Regions from separate parts of the Mus musculus genome. Here region 2 is linked to region 1. The links are chromatin loops, found by intact Hi-C in ENCODE. Cell type or tissue: gastrocnemius. All regions are shown on one strand. Links, peaks and the distances in the headings refer to the core of each region. The heading gives the core; the rest is flanking DNA.

Region 1 (7,724 bases), core at 1,144-6,143:
ACAGCTGGACAAGCACAGTAGCTGCTTTCATCCGTGAGAGTTGTTTTACTGTAGAGAAGAAAATGGTGCTTCAAGTTGTACAACTAAAGGCATCATGGTGTAATTTTCTGTCCCTGTTTTCTCAAGATGGGGCTATTAAAATCTGAACCGGAAAGAATAGAAACACTTTATTTAATCTGAAGCTCAAAATGAAAATACTGTTATTGCTCTCGGCCGCACCAGCCTAGTTAGTAGACTCTGTATGTTGGGAGCAGTTTTTAAGCGCATGTGGAATGACTTCGTTCCTGTCTGTAGACCGTGAACCATCCCTGCAATCCCAGGTCTCTTCTCACTGCTGACTGCAGCCACCTCAGACATTACCCAGTGACTGTTCTTTGCCGCTCACATTGGCCCGTGGTTGTCCATACGGTCTTGTTCCTCCTGTGCCCAGTTGGGTTCCCTTTCTGGTCCCCTGCTGCTCTACTTCAGAGCCTTAAATTGTCCTCCTGAGACCTCTTCCAGCCTCACCCTGTATCCTGGACAAATTAGTATACAACAGACGCTTTTGTAGGTTTCCAGTATTGCGCTTCTCCTCTAAAAGGCACAAGTTTCAAACTAAGTGTTCTTTTAGTAATTTGTTTAATTGTTTCTTTTTATTTTTTTAAAGATTATAATTACATCACACCCCCTTCCTTTCCTCCCTCCAAACCTTTCCATATACTCTCCTTGCTCTCTTACAAATCCATGGCCTCTTTTTTTTCCACTGTTGTTACATACATATATGCATATGCATATATTTCTAAATATAACCCGTTCGATCTGTATAATGTTAACAAGGCTGGCCATTTGGTATTGGGTAATGGTAAAAATTTTTAGGCATCTGTCAGGTTCTATTGAATTGATTTAACACTAGTATAATCTGAATTGCTATCCAGTTAGAGAAGAGAACCGTCACTCTAGAATGTTTCCTCAGACCCTGTTGCCAAGGCTACTGCTACGGCACCTGTACGACTTCCTTTCTCTCCAGACCCATTCTGAATTTCACAGACGGAGAATCCATCAGTGTGTCTTATTTGTGGGGCATCTTTTGGGTACCCTCTTGGGACCGTCAGAATTTCTATGGGTCTGAGTTGTCTTCCCTTCTGATGATGAGAGATGTCTGGAGGGACCCAGATACAAGACTTCTACAAGAATTAACACCTCAGTGGGGTTGAAGTGTATAGAATGTGCTTACAATTCAACCTACTCAAAATTAAATTATCCTGGTCAACAATAACTCAAAAATTCAATCTGGTAATTCCAAGGGACAGTAATATCTACAGGAACAGAATTCTTGGGAAATGCATTTGGGCCTAAGTTACTCAGCCAGGTGCTGCTTAAAGAGTGTAATGCTTTAAAGTCACGAACAGCTCAGGTCATGGACTCCCTGTGACTTTAATGAATTGTCCTCTCATGGTGGGACTGTAGAGGCAACCTCTGGTTTAGAAGTCAGTGTCCCCCAGTGTGAAGGTGACCCTTTGTCCTGCCCCTGGTGTCTCAGGGTGCTAACGTGAGTGTCTTGATGCTCTGGTTACAGGCATGCTGCAGAAGTGTCCTTCCATCGATGACTTTGTGGATGCCCTCGTGTCTGACATGAATCTGGACTTTGAAACGTTCTTCCTGGATTCTAAATAGCAGCAGCATGGCTCCCGTGGATAAGAACCTTGTCACCAGACCCTCCAGCTAGGAAAGCTCGCTCCAGCTTCAGCGATCACTGAGGAGACATTTTCTGACAAGCCTTAAATTGACAGGACTCAGAATAAATAGTAATGTTTTAATTACACCGTGTCTCACCTGCTTGGCAATTTTAAGGATTTTTAGTGGATCTGTGAACCACAGAAGTTTCTAATTATAGAGTACCACCCTTCCCTGTGCCACCAGGGGCTGTGTCCAGACTGCAGCCATTCTGTTGATCTCTTAATTGAATGCATTAGAAACTCCACGGAATGCTAAATTGTTGCAAGTTAGGACAATCTGAAGAGTTCTTTAAAAGATCACACCTATCTTTTAAAGGAACACTAACATTTCTTAAGACCTCTATCCTAGTCTCTTGGATAGTCAGCTACAGTAACCGAGAATCCAATCCCAAGTATTGCTACTGATATAAACAGTCTTTCCAGGGTGTTTTAGACTCTACACAGACGGGTGCAGAGCAGGGAGGATTTGAACGCAGGCTTTGCTGTCTTGACTGTGAAGATAATGTTAGTGAGACATACGAGGGTCAAGACATGAGTACATAAGGAAACAGGTTCAAGCCTTGTTTGTCATTTCCCAGAAGCCACTGCTTTCCATTGGCAGCTCTGGAGTTGCTACATGTTGTTAGCATGAGGAAAGGAATCATTGCATGGACTTAGGTGGTTTTCCTGCCATTAAAGTCAAGAATTACAACTTCTCACTCCAAAGTGGTATCTGGTAGCGCCCTCTTCCTGCCTCCTGCTATGTGACCAGCCACAACAGAGGGGAGGGTCTCCCAGTCTGGGACACACTCAGCGTCCTCATACTCTAGGAGTGTCCTATAAGCTCATGAGGCCCAGAGATCTCCTCAGTGACCTGCTGTGCTGGGCCCCTTCGTGAACTACTGACCCATCTCACCCGCCATGTGCACATCCGACTCTGGATTCATGCAGAAGAGCGGTTGGCCCACTGAGGTGAGCTTCCCACAACCAGGATGGTGTAGGGTTGTCTTTCTGAGCCTCCCAATCCAAGGCTCTCTCCACACTAACCCCGGGAAGCTCCTGGGAGCCTGTTTAGAGTCTGCCAAGAGCAATCAAAGCAGGAGGAGTAGGGTTGGGCGCTGCTGGTGACTGAATGGGCTGCAGTTCCAGCGCCCTGGCAGACGTGGAGCCACATCCCACCCTGTTTATTCTCCTTATCTGATTGGATAACATAAGATCAGATCCTTGTAGGCTTGTACTCACACATGCCAGCTCTGTTCTGGGAAATGTCCTGGGAGTCATCAGCCAGCCAGCCAGCCTCAGGGCCATCAGAAGAGGTGTGTGACAGGCTCTATAGTGTCCCCAGGGTGCCAAGTCTCTGTGTCTTTATCAGTCTTGGTTTTAACAGAAGTGTGGGATAGTCAGGGGAATTTAGGCAGATTGGGGAGAGCCCCTTTAAGGGGCCTGCTTCTGGTTCCTGGAGCACTTGGCAACTGCTACAGCTAGCAACTAACCACAGGACAAAAGAGCCTGTCCGAGGGAGGAGGCTGGGAGGACCAATGGGAGGGAAGGGAAGGGATTTAGGAAAAGGGAAGGTCCTGGGGTCCCATAAAATGCCCCTTCCCCTACTCCACTTGGTTCTTGGGGCCCATCGCTTTACTTTCTCGATGCTTTGGTCTTTGCAGTTTCCAGAACTGTCCATCCCACAAACCATATATTGGTACCTCCAGATAGTCATCCCTCACCCCATAGCTATAGGGGCTCAACTGGGAATCGATGACTACCATCTCCACACCGGGATGCTATAACCGCCGTGACTGAAAAATCACGATGAAGGACTCCAGATGGATGCATGCAGCAACCCCATGGAGTGAGATGATCCCGGACTAGGATTAGCCTGTCTATGCCAGCAAATGAGTCAGGCAACTGATGGTGAGTCCTTCAGGTGTATATGTGTGGACAATTAATTTTTATTAAAAAAATAAATAAAGCCAAAGGGAAATGTATATTTTAATGACCTAGGGTATTAATTTTTTTGAAAGTCACACATCAAAGACTAGGAAAAGCACCAACACCCTAAGAATGTGATTTTATCCTTTTTCCTCTGTGTGGGATGTGTTTTAGTTTAGGTTTCTTTCTGTTTCAATTTGGACCTGTAGAGGAATGACCGTCACTGTCTTATTCTGGAGGGAAGTCCCTGATAGTGCCCCACTACACACACACACACACACATACACACACACAAATTAGGTATTAAAATATGGTTTTAAGAGTTTTAAAAATGGATTAGCAGTGATTCAATTAAAATTAGAAAAGAACAACAACAAATATGTGAGAGACTTGCCTCTCAGTGACCCCAGGCCCTGTCAGCTGATAGTGGGTGGTAACCAGACAGCCCATTTCTGTGTCGATAGATGAACTGTGGGAGAGTGACTCCAGAAAGAACCAACCAGTGAGGGGTCGAGATCATGTGCTTCCTGTTAGCAGCTTGTCCAGTATGCCACCATTGCCTAGGCCTCACTGATAATCAAGATCACTCTGCCTGACAGAGCTCTCCTCTGAGTCTTCTTCCTGACTCTGTAAGACACTCATTTTCTCCTGCTCCTTAGGTGACAGGTCTGAAAAGGTAATGTTTGGTGACAGATGATATTTCTGTGTGCTTGTCTAATTGATGAAGCATTTTCTATACCTGGCTTGGACCCACAGTTTCTGCCAGTGTCAAAAGCAGGTTGGATGGATCATGTCTAGTTTGAGAAAGGGTTCAAACGTTTAATCCCACAGTCCGTTTCAAAATCATATTATGTGGCACCATGAAATTGCACCATCTTAAGATGAACCACTTTTAAACTGGGGCCATCTACACTTAAACCTTGACTTTAAAGAAGAATCTCTTCTCTTGAGTGTTCATTTCTTCTCAGCTGTTTCAAAGTCTGGGAAATGGAGCAGAAGGTGTGCAGGAGACCTTGTGAGACATGCCTGACCTTTGCAAGGTCTCTCCTGCCCTCTGAGAATGAATCGGAGGGGAGCCTTCCGAATCAGCAGTCTTTGGCTTCCCTTCAGCAGCCTCCATGGTCACCAGTAGAAGCTTCAGTTGACAAAGCCAACTGGATTTTCTCCAAGGGGATAAATAGATGGATGCCGAAGAGGGCAGGCAGGACAGGAAGCTGGAGGGAGGAGCCTCTGGGCCACACTCTTACTGACTAGAAAGCAAAGAAGGCAAACTGTCGCTTCAGTGTCCCACTCCTGAATATTCACTGTGTCCTTCTGAAACCCAAGCCAGAGTGGAGTCTGAGTCCATCACTAAGCTTGGAAGTCAGGCCAAGTGGACCAAATGTTTTCAAGTGGAGATCAGAACTCGAAATTTTCCAAATGTGGTAAAACCAGGGTATCACTGCATAGCATCATCGCGTGAGCTGTGCCAAATCCTGCTCTTCTGTCACTGTTCCTGGGTCCCATCCAGTTTGTCATGTTTTATCACTTCTTAAATGTGTCTCTTACTAGGTTATTTCTGCGTCCCATCTAATTTTGACATGTTTGGTTTTTAAGTAACTCATAAATCAACAAATAAAAAGAAAACTGCTTACCCACAGCAAAGGAGGCAGCTCTCACGATTGCAGATCTGCAGCACAAATTGTCTTTGCCCAGTTTATGCCTGGAAGGGGGAGGGGGGCATAACAGTGGCTTGGAGCAGCCAGGAGGAGAGGGAGAAGAGAAAGCAGGATTGATATGAGGCTCTGAAATGACCTCCCAGTTACATGGCAGGCATTCCTGGAACTCTTGAGTCATCTGAGATATTTGAGGTCAGATAGATGATTCCCCCAAACAATACAGTCTCCATAGGTCACTGGCTGGTAGCATTCAATTGTTGTCAAATCTCGGAAAAGAATGAAGCCAGACCCCAGTCTAAACTTGTGAGTTGAGGTTCCAGCACAGCTTCTTAAGGTCTTACTGCTCCTTCTGCCCCCCCACCCCCCCACCCCCCGAGCTCTCCCTGTGACAATCCACCAGACAGGTTCACTGAAAGCCCAGGCCCTCCTGAGCTCTCAGCCCCATGATTAATACACAGATGCCCCTGGACTTATTATGGGGATAGACCCCAATATCCCCAATGTAAGCTAAAATGGCTTCAGCAGAAATGGCATTTAATGTACACCACCTACCCAGCATTCTCGCTTAGCCTGGCTCACCTTAAATGCTCTCAGGATACTTCATCATCATCTAACAGAGAAGCTATTTTATAATACGGTCTTGAGTGTCTCGTGTAATTTATTGACGGCAGCACTGAAGTGAAGAACGGATGGGTGCCCTTCCACTCCATGAGGAGCTGAAGTAGAGTCAAACGATGGTAAGTGGGAGAATGATGTCCCCACATTGTCACTCACTCCTAAGAACCAGTGTCTTTCTACAGAACTCAAGTCAGTTTAGGAGCTGACCATGTCTCATCTGCAGTAAAGTCCAGTTGTGTTTGTTAACATGGTGAGGGACTTAGAGAGGAATTTACCCAAGACTTCCCATGTGCTAGCCTTCAGTTCCCCCAAGCCCACAGCAAGCATCAGGGATGGGGAACGACTGTGGGGGAGGGAGACCAGTAGTCCCAAATGGTTGGTGGGAATGTGTGGGCAGAGTGCTGCTGCTCAAATCTTGGGTGGAATTTCCTGACCCCAGATCACTTATTAACTCTTTTTAGGGGGAAGTGGAGCCCTTCTTGCTTACGCTTCTCCTGTAAAGATTGAGGCCTCTAGACTATTCCTGGGAGATTGCCATCCTGATAATTGGACATTTCAAGAACCCTTGCCCTGCTGGGGTGCCTTATTCCTGAATGCCTCTTGACACAGTGACTTCTCTTTGGGGAACCCTGCATGGAATGAGGGGCAGTTACAAGAGATAGCTGAGGGAAGTCATATGACAGGTGTCTTGACAGAGGCCAGGAGTCACAAAGATGATTTTTCTTCCTCATGAACCTAGAACTCAGGTATGGGGACAAGAGCTCTTGTGGCTGCCAGGGGCTGCAGTTCCCCAGGCCTTGACAGCATCCACTTGAGCCCAGAGCATGTGCCTACCCTTCTCACAGCTCATCCAGAGTGGCTGTGACCAAGCTTCCAGGTGGCAGAGCACCCAGGAAATGTCCTTGGGAGATCTGGACAGAGGTGTCTAGGTTTTTTTGGAAAGTAGTTGATTCGTTCTGCCAGCCCCGGACTAGGAGTACAACAGGCCTAATGAGTATGATAATACCTGGCCGTGGTGGAGTCCTGTTCTGTGGACATTGGTGTGTCCCTCTGTTGTCAGTGACAAAGGAGTACTGCCCAGGGCTGCAGGGATAAACTGTCATTAAAGGCCCAGGGGACTCTGGCCTGCAGGTTCTGATGGTACAAGAAGCTGTTATGGCCAAGAACACAGCACACCTAGGTCCTGTCCAAACCCAGAAGTCTCCATGCAGAGGGTCCAGAAAGGACACACTCATCCCTAGATGCTATGACGTTACTTGCTGGGCTACCGCACACCCTGAGAACAGGTGGAAGCCTGCAGCTGGAGCCTAGGATGGAGAGGACCTTGTGTTGAAGCTCTCCGCTTAATCTTCTGCCAGCTGGATGGAAGAGAGAAGAAAGCTTTTATGATGAGTGGAGAGACAGAGAGCAAGCCTTCCAGGTCCCCGGGAGCCACCGCTGAGATATCAAGAATACAGGCCTATGAGCACAGGAGCCCTGTTCACCAAGACTCCTGACCAAACTCTAGTCTCTGATTGACTGTGTCCCTACCCCTCTGGGACCTACCTGGGATATTCTTGATCCTTATACCCTTAGTTACACAATGTGCAGTGCTTAGGAATGGGGAGTACATGTGTGCACGTGTGCACACACACACACACATACACACACTCATGCACACACTCAAGTACATATATGTGATTTTTTTTTTTTTTGAGGCAGGATTCTAGTCTGCTTTCAGTTGCTGTGATAAACACCATGTCCAAACACACATGGGGTGAGAGTGTTTCATCTTACAAACTCCCAATCACAATCCACCACTGAGGGAGGTCATGGCAAGAACCCA
Region 2 (7,724 bases), core at 1,718-6,717, 180 kb after region 1:
AGTGCATGCATACCCTGGTGGTTACCTTGGTTAGTTGGACTTAAGGCTCAACAGAGGGGAAATTTTCCCTGACACTGGAACCCTAGCCAACTACTTAGGGTTAGTGAGGTCAAGAATCTTAGAGGATAACCTACAACCGAAACTTTACCAAATCAACCTAATTCCTAACTACTTTTGACTACTTGTCCTTAATAGACAAGTGTATACAGCTCTAACCCCTTAGCAAAGAAACTGCTCTTTGCAACAGACAGAGAGCATTACAGAAAGTTACAACCAATCAAAATGCAGAGAACAAGTGACCATGAATGGTGCCCAGTTCCAGTTGTTCCATCTACAGCACAGCTCTGTAGCGAAGGCTCTGGGAACAAGGGAAAGGAGGCAGAAGGATTGTAAGGGTAAGGATCGGATGAACAAGATGTCTGCTGTGAGATTGTGTCTCTCAGAAATGTCAGGGAAGCTGTACCCATGAAGTCTCGTCAACGTGGCTGCCTAAACAACACATGAACAACGCTGATAAAAATAGGCATGCTAACGTGGAAGGGAGAAATCTCATATGGCCTCACCCTGAGACAAAGTACAGGCAACTAAAGAATGCTGAGGGTGGGAGAGATAGCCTTCACCCGGGCAAAGCCCCCCAACTGCTTCTCCGACACCAAGTGTTCATTTCTGCAACAATATACATACAATTAACATATATAGACTGAGGAGACTGTGTTTTATATATCTAAGAATATATATGTGTGCAACAACTAAAGAAAAAGAGGCCATGAACTTGAGCGAGAACAGGGAAGGGGACATGAAGTAAGTGGCAAGGAGGAAACTGGAAGGGGGAATTATCTAATTATATACTATTTACTGAGTATTGTGGGCAATGTAAAATGAGAATGTAGGTTCTGATGGCTCTCAAGTCATGCATTTGATAAACCTAATGTGAAAATAGACTACAGAGAGGCACACGTGTATCATCACTGGAAGTGACATCCATCGCTCTCCCACCACACAGTTGCCTGTCTGTACCAGGCACTGGCATGTTTTTGCAAACTCTGTTATATTCTGTTTGTTTGGACGTTTGTTAATCTTAACAAATCTAACAACCATAAGCTCCACTTAGGTGCAATGAGAATAAATAGAGGTCAGTTAGAACTGTTCTGTCTAGCTAGCCAAATTAGCTTGAGTCAGAGCCGACCACTGGGCAGCACTTCCTGCACCTGCCCATGAGTTTGTTATGTTTTCTTCCTTTGTAAGCTGGCCTTGAGGACTGTTTGGAGCCATAGCCTCAGCCCCTGAATTCTTTTTTCCCCCTGTTTAGTTGTAGGAGTTTATTTTAAATAACCTACAGATGATTAAAGGGAAATTCATGATAAAAACAGCAGACACTTGAGGAAAGATGTGGGAGTGGACTCTGCACACACACTAAACTAACAATGCCTCTAAAACTAACGATTATTGCAAGATAAAAAGTCTTCACATTAAAAATTTTCCGTTTTTTTGTCTTTGCCTCATTTTTTTTTACACAATTACAAAAGAAAAAGTAAAAGCCCTAAAATCTTGATTATTTTCCCTTTTTGTTTTGTCTTTGTTTTTCTTGGCCCAAACGCTCATTTTCCTCTAAATTTATTGACCTGTGGAAGGTTTTATACAATAAAATCTTTCAAATGAAAGACCCGGGTTTCCAAAGAAAAAGATGGATCCCTTAAAAGGTACAAAGAATGGTCAGCGCAAAGCATGATGGGAAAATGGTTTCAGTCGCTGATTATTTCACTATCTTTAGACTCATTCGCCCTTTATCCCTCCTCAGCCTCAAGCTACAGGATCTTTAAGATCAAGAAGAAGACTTAAATATTTTAAAATAATTAAAATCAAGTCAGAAATCAAGTCAGGAAATACTTTCCCATCATGCTTTTCTGTGAATAGATGTCTGAACCAAAACAGTGCTGATGTCACAACTGCTTCAAGTGTGATGAAAATTGATTCCCATGACGACAGAATGACAGCTGTAATCAGTGTCCGAATTCTGAGCTACAGTCCTAATGGGTCAGTTTTAGAGTGTGCGTTCAATAAACTATCCCTGTCTGGCTGAGATTGGTGTTCGTGTTGTTTGTGGAGTAACTCCTGGATCCTCTCTCATAATCAAAATGTTCCCTAAGGTAGGTCATCAGCAGATGGGATGCTGGCTGATGGGATAGTGTGTTAATACAAAATATGCTCTTCGGGCGGAAGATGATGACACATGACTCTAACCCCAGCACCCAGGAGGCTGAGTCAGGAAGGCCATGAGTTTGAGGCCAGTCCCAAAACAGCTAGTGACTTTCTAAAATCAAAATAAACAAACAAAGCCTGCAAAACAAAATAAAACAAAAACCTAAGAAAAAAATTTAAGCAAGTTTGTAGCACTACATATAAACAATTTATTCATTCTATAATGACTTTAATATCCACACACACCTTGCGTGGCCCTCTACAACCTTAGATTCCAATTGGATTCCAGTTGAGATAGAAACTTTTGTTAGTAGTTTGTTTGTTTTTTCAATACTGTTTGCATGAAAAGCCTGCAGATTTTTTTCCATTAGTCCCTAAACAGAACAGCATTAAAATTATTTCCCAAGCATGTACAATTTATTAGATGTTTGGAGTCATCTCAGGATGTGTGACTTCTAAGCAAATATCACATCATTTTATGTAAGGATCTGAACCTCCTAAGCCTTTGGTTTCCACCCAAGGATCCTGAAGCCAGCCCCCATCAGTTGGCAATAAATTCTGTATTTGGTCACAACTGGTTGAAGGAATAACTTTGGGAGATGAATCAGCTTTGCATAGGCAACTGATAAAAACAGGAAGGAGCCCGAGCTATTGCTAAGAAGAGTAGAAGTTCATTTGAGAATTGAGTAATCCAAGAGACTGGGTCAAGGAGACCTTTGTTCCTCAGAAGGGCTCCTGAAATGACTGAGTATTTGTGAGGAGGGAACAGAGGAAGCAAAGGGGATGGGTTGATCAATTTGCCAGGAAGGTATTGGAACGCAGAGTTACTCTTGCTGTGATGAAATACCATGACCAAAGCAACTCGTGGAGGAAAGGATTTATTTGGCTTATACTTCCACATCGCTGTTAATCAACAAAGGAAGGTCCCTATGGCTTATTCATCCTGCTTTCTTGCAGAACCTAGGACCATCAGCCCAAGGGTGGCATGACCCACAATGGACTGGGCTCTCTCCAGTCTATCACTAATTAAGAAAATGCCTTTAGCTTGTATCAAGTTGACTTAAAACTGTATAATAGCACACAGGGTAGATGAGTTACATCTAATCCTATGTTCACCCAGTTATGCACAGTTGTAAGTAAGAGACTCTTTTACACACACACACACACACACACACACACACACACACACACACACATCCTTTAAGCATGGATCTTTCATTTTTTTAAAGTTGTCATGTATCATGAGGTAGTCCTTTCTCAGCCTCTCCTATGTCACAGAAGCATTCTTAGCAGCTAAGGAGGCCCACACCCGGCCTTCAGCCTCTGGGTTCTCCATGTTCGGAACCCTGGAGCCTGTAACCTAGAACCAAATTCTCACTTACAAAACAGGATATAAGAAGGCATCAAGGGACAGAAATTTTGCATTAAAACTCCAACTCTACCACTTAGCAGATCTCTTAGTCAAGTTTGTGGACACCCTTGGCAGTGAGCCTGCCATAGTAAAGAAAATGAAATCTGTGTCTAATGTATCCCATTTTCTCTGGTGGTTACAATCCATTCAACTTCCCCCATACCCTTGCCCATTGGGTGTTAAAACAAAACAGTGTATGTACAATTACAATCAACAAGGAAATACACTGTGGTATACAGTGTTGGGAAATTTGTCTGAGGTCACACAGAAAAATCACACAGTTCTGAAGCTGTTCAAAATTCTAGGCAAAGTTTTATTAACAGTGAGCTCTACGGCTTTGTTGCTAAGCTGTATTACCACCCCAGACCCGTGTGTGTTTAGCTCAGACTTGTCATTACCTTCAGAAAAAAGTGTGTCTTGATGTTCACCCTGAACCTTCACCCAGGACCCATTCCATGGTCTAGTATCTCCAAGCAATAGCAGCAGTAGTAACTTGTATCTAAACGGCTATGATTTCATCTCTAGAAACAAGGACAGAAGGCAAGGTGGGATATCGAAGCCTAGCATACAGACCCAGCAAATTCGGAGGCCCCGACTGAATCCTGAACCTACCAAATGGAGAAGAGGGGAGTGGCGTTCAGGGACTCAAGTCACTGACTGCCTTTCCCCCTTGGGAATGTCTAAGGATATAGGGGCACTTGTGGAGCAAACTTTAAGAACAGAGGGAGGGAGACAGGGCCAGCAAATAGCAAATCTGAGATTGTCAAAATGGATTAGCTGTTAACCAAATACATTAAACTGGAAAGGAGTAAGGTGTACAGAAAAGGGGATCCATGCTGAAAGTGGCACCCATCGGTATTGACTGCAGAGGTCAGCCATCTGTGCTTCTGGAAGCAGTGACCTCAGGGTAGCAGGGGCAGCCACATCAGAAGTCCTGGTTGTTGGTCTTGGGATCATATCCTGTGGTATGCTTTTTGCACCACCTGCTGGCAAAGAATTGTGCTCCCAGCTCTCACCAAAGGGAAGGCCATGGGACACTGGCAAGCAAGATCCAGGGAGATGGAAATCCCTGCTGTTGGTGTTGTGGTTGGTCAGCAACACCTGGCTCTTCGCTATCCCTTGCTAGCGTGTTTTCTGCAGTGCCTGCTAACCTGTACAGGTTTTCTTTCTGAAACTGTCCCAGCATCGTGAGGTCACCCAGGTAGAGATCAATAGGAAAGGGAACCTTGCTTTCAGTGGCTTGGAGAAGCGCCTATTTAGAATCTACAAAACAGGATGCTTCCTGGTAAGTGGCAGGTGCACTATTCATGCGTTTGTTGGTGTGTAGCAGGGAACTGTTCTAGGTTTTTCTTGACATAGTAACTTCTGGGACAATCCAAAAATACTGTGCTCAACTCAGGGTCTTTGAAAGGGTTTTTCTGGGTGAAGTTTCAGAGTGTATACTGAAACCCTTGTTTTTCCTGAAACGATGAAAAGTCTGAGCTAAGTCCCCAGGAGGCTGAGATGAGACCATAGCTCAGAGGTAGAGCACTGCTGGGGTCTGCGCCAGGCTCTGAGTTCCATCGCTAGCACCACAGACACATAAATAACAATGACGATAATAATCAGAAAGTAAAATCCACAGAGATTCAACCAATGTCCACCCTTTGATGTTCTACGGCTAGAGACCCCGGCTGGGGACTACACATATCAACAGAGCACAGCCTTCCTCCTTTTCCTGCTTGCTTGTTTGCTCGTTTTTGAGACAAGGTCTCATGTATCCCACAATGACCTTGAACCCACCGTGTAGCAGAGCATGATTTTGAACTTATGAACTTCCTGTGTCCGCATCTTAAGTGCTAGGGTCAAAAGCATGTGTGCCCACGATTTGTTTATAGGATGCTGAGGACCAAATATAGGGCTCTGAATGTGCCAGGCAGTCACTCCACCAACCGAGCTACACCCGGTGGTCCTCAAGAAATGTCTTATAAGTAAATATGATGGGACGGAAGCACCTTTTAAAAATTGCCATATTATAAATGGGGAAATGAAAAGGAGGGGGTTTTAGCTGCTGAAGAGGTCAATACAGGAGGATAGGGAGAAAGGAAGATAAATAAGACCAAAGATGTTTGAAAAGCCAAAGGAATCAATATTTTATGTTTACCTTAAATAGCATATGATACATTCAAGTGTATATGTACCCAGCTTAGATGATGTCATGGCACTTGGAGTGATCATTCTCCCCATACAAGGCTTAGACTCTGTACTAGAAACCCCAGTGCCAAGCTTGAGAACATCCTTTCAAGTTGTTCATCATGGAAATGGATTCAAGAGACTTATTTATTTATAAGATTTGTTTATTTTATGTATATGAGTACATTGTAGGTATCTTCAAACACACCAGAAGGGGGCATTGGGTCCCGTTACAGATGGTTGCTGGAAACTGAACTCTGAGCCATCTCTTCAGTCCTCAAGAAACTCTTAAAACCATATAGGCCATTGTGTCCCATTCTCCTTGGCAGGCACAGAACAGAGCAGAGCTGCTCAAAAGGAGCCTAGGATCTTGGGTCCTCATTCTTTTAAACCAAACTTCTGTTCTTTCCTTATTTTTTTTTCTAACAAAATTATTTCCCCAGACTCAAATTCCTGTGTGTTTACATTGTTCTCATCTTCCTGAATACAGGCAGAGTGTCTTAACATGAGGACCAGGGAGAGAGAGTGTCCTGTCTTTTGCCATGGTCACCTTAACTGTACTCTGCACAGAAGCTGAGACTGTTAGGCACTGGTCTACACACATTTTGGATGTAGAACATCATCTTCACTGGGAAATGACAACCCCCTGCTTGCCATTTTAAAGTGAAACCTGGGCAGATAGCAAGGGCTTCAAAGAAGCCAGTGCCAGGCTGTGCCCTGGAAGCTCCCCAGAGAAAGAAAGACACCTTCTGTGCTTCGTGGTACCATACACGCCTAGCAAGATGTTTTTCAGATCTACCTATGAATCAGATGTGCCAATGGATACTGAGGACGGCTATTGTGAAGTGAGCTAGCCATGGCAGATACCGCTTCCTTCCGGAATGTGACTTTGGGTCCACCGCAATTCTGCCTCGAGGAAGGCATGTCTTTGTAAATAAAGATTTTGGTATGAAAGCTGACAGTATTTCCAGATCCCTTACAACAAATATGAGAGGTGCAATGAGGCTGAAAATCTTAATTGTTTTCTGACACACATGGTAAGGAAATACATGGGATCTATTTTCTCTGAAAATTAACATTTTATTTTTCTGGCCAATTGGGAACTCCATGATCAAATAAAATCCTAAACGTTTTTAAGTGAACGAAAAACTTGAGGAAGGCCATGCAAAATAATTCCAACTGTTTTTTTTCCAAAATATGGACATTCTGAATAGTGGCTGTGATCAAGAAAAAGTGAGCCTGCAGCCAGCTGACTGATACACTTGCATAAGAAATGAGATGGGGAATTTGGATGATCTGTCAGCAACCTGTAAAGAAAGCATATATCTTTTTCCTGGGGTTATATCTGGCTACTTGAGTCTGCGGCCAGTCAGTGGAATATAGTTAGTTCCACCTGGCATGTTTTCCCTTCAAGAACACATTCCTTATCTTATGAATACTTGGCTGCTCTTTTCATTTTTGATGTTTTAAAAAATGGCATTCCTTTCTTCTCTGGGTTTGGATCTGGTTGGCTTCCAGAAATGCGTTCTACCGACTGTGAAGATGGGACAGGGCAGGCTGAGCGGTTGCTTTGTTCCAGCAGTGGGCTCTCAGGCTGTAGGCATCAGCCGCAGTACCACATGGGCCTTTCCCACAAACCCCTGAGGATCGTGCAGCTTCCCTGGTGGTGGAGGACACCTGGTGGAGTTCTGCCTGCAAGAGCACACTTGGCATCTGATGATATCCAGCACAACACAGCCCCCAGAGATGCTCGCCTCCCGCTCTGCTCTGGCCTTATTTGCTACAGTATTCCATGACAAAGGCCCCGGTTTGTGCTTTGTAACTTGTGATATCAGAATCTAAGTCTTTGATTATAAACGTTTGACTTTCCGTGTTTATAATTTAAAAGACAAAAACAAGCTTCAGGAATCATTGCAGCCCGTGGTGCATTGGATGCTATGAC

Evidence for each region. Hi-C counts contacts between places; a loop is a spot of excess contacts. Peaks named below come from ENCODE experiments on the same cell type or tissue, not always from the same donor. Only the 100,000 strongest peaks of a DNase experiment are listed, where the experiment ranks them.
Region 2: it touches region 1 in a loop (1.9-fold over the local background); 6 of 42 quality-filtered maps call a loop at or near these places.

The regions. Positions count from the first base shown.
Region 1 is chr14:60,901,813-60,909,536 of GRCm38, forward strand. Mipep (mitochondrial intermediate peptidase) reads left to right here. Exons shown (of 19, transcript NM_027436.3): 19 at 1,556-1,801. The coding sequence ends at 1,653. Among named protein-coding and RNA genes, the nearest start is that of Mipep, 120 kb to the left of the region's middle. In gastrocnemius, for the core only: no CTCF peak of the experiment used is centred there; DNase peaks (open chromatin) are centred at 3,523 and 4,759.
Region 2 is chr14:61,080,951-61,088,674 of GRCm38, forward strand. No RefSeq gene overlaps it. Among named protein-coding and RNA genes, the nearest start is that of Gm41168, 28 kb to the left of the region's middle. In gastrocnemius, for the core only: a CTCF peak has its summit at 4,598 (motif pointing left); a DNase peak (open chromatin) is centred at 4,604.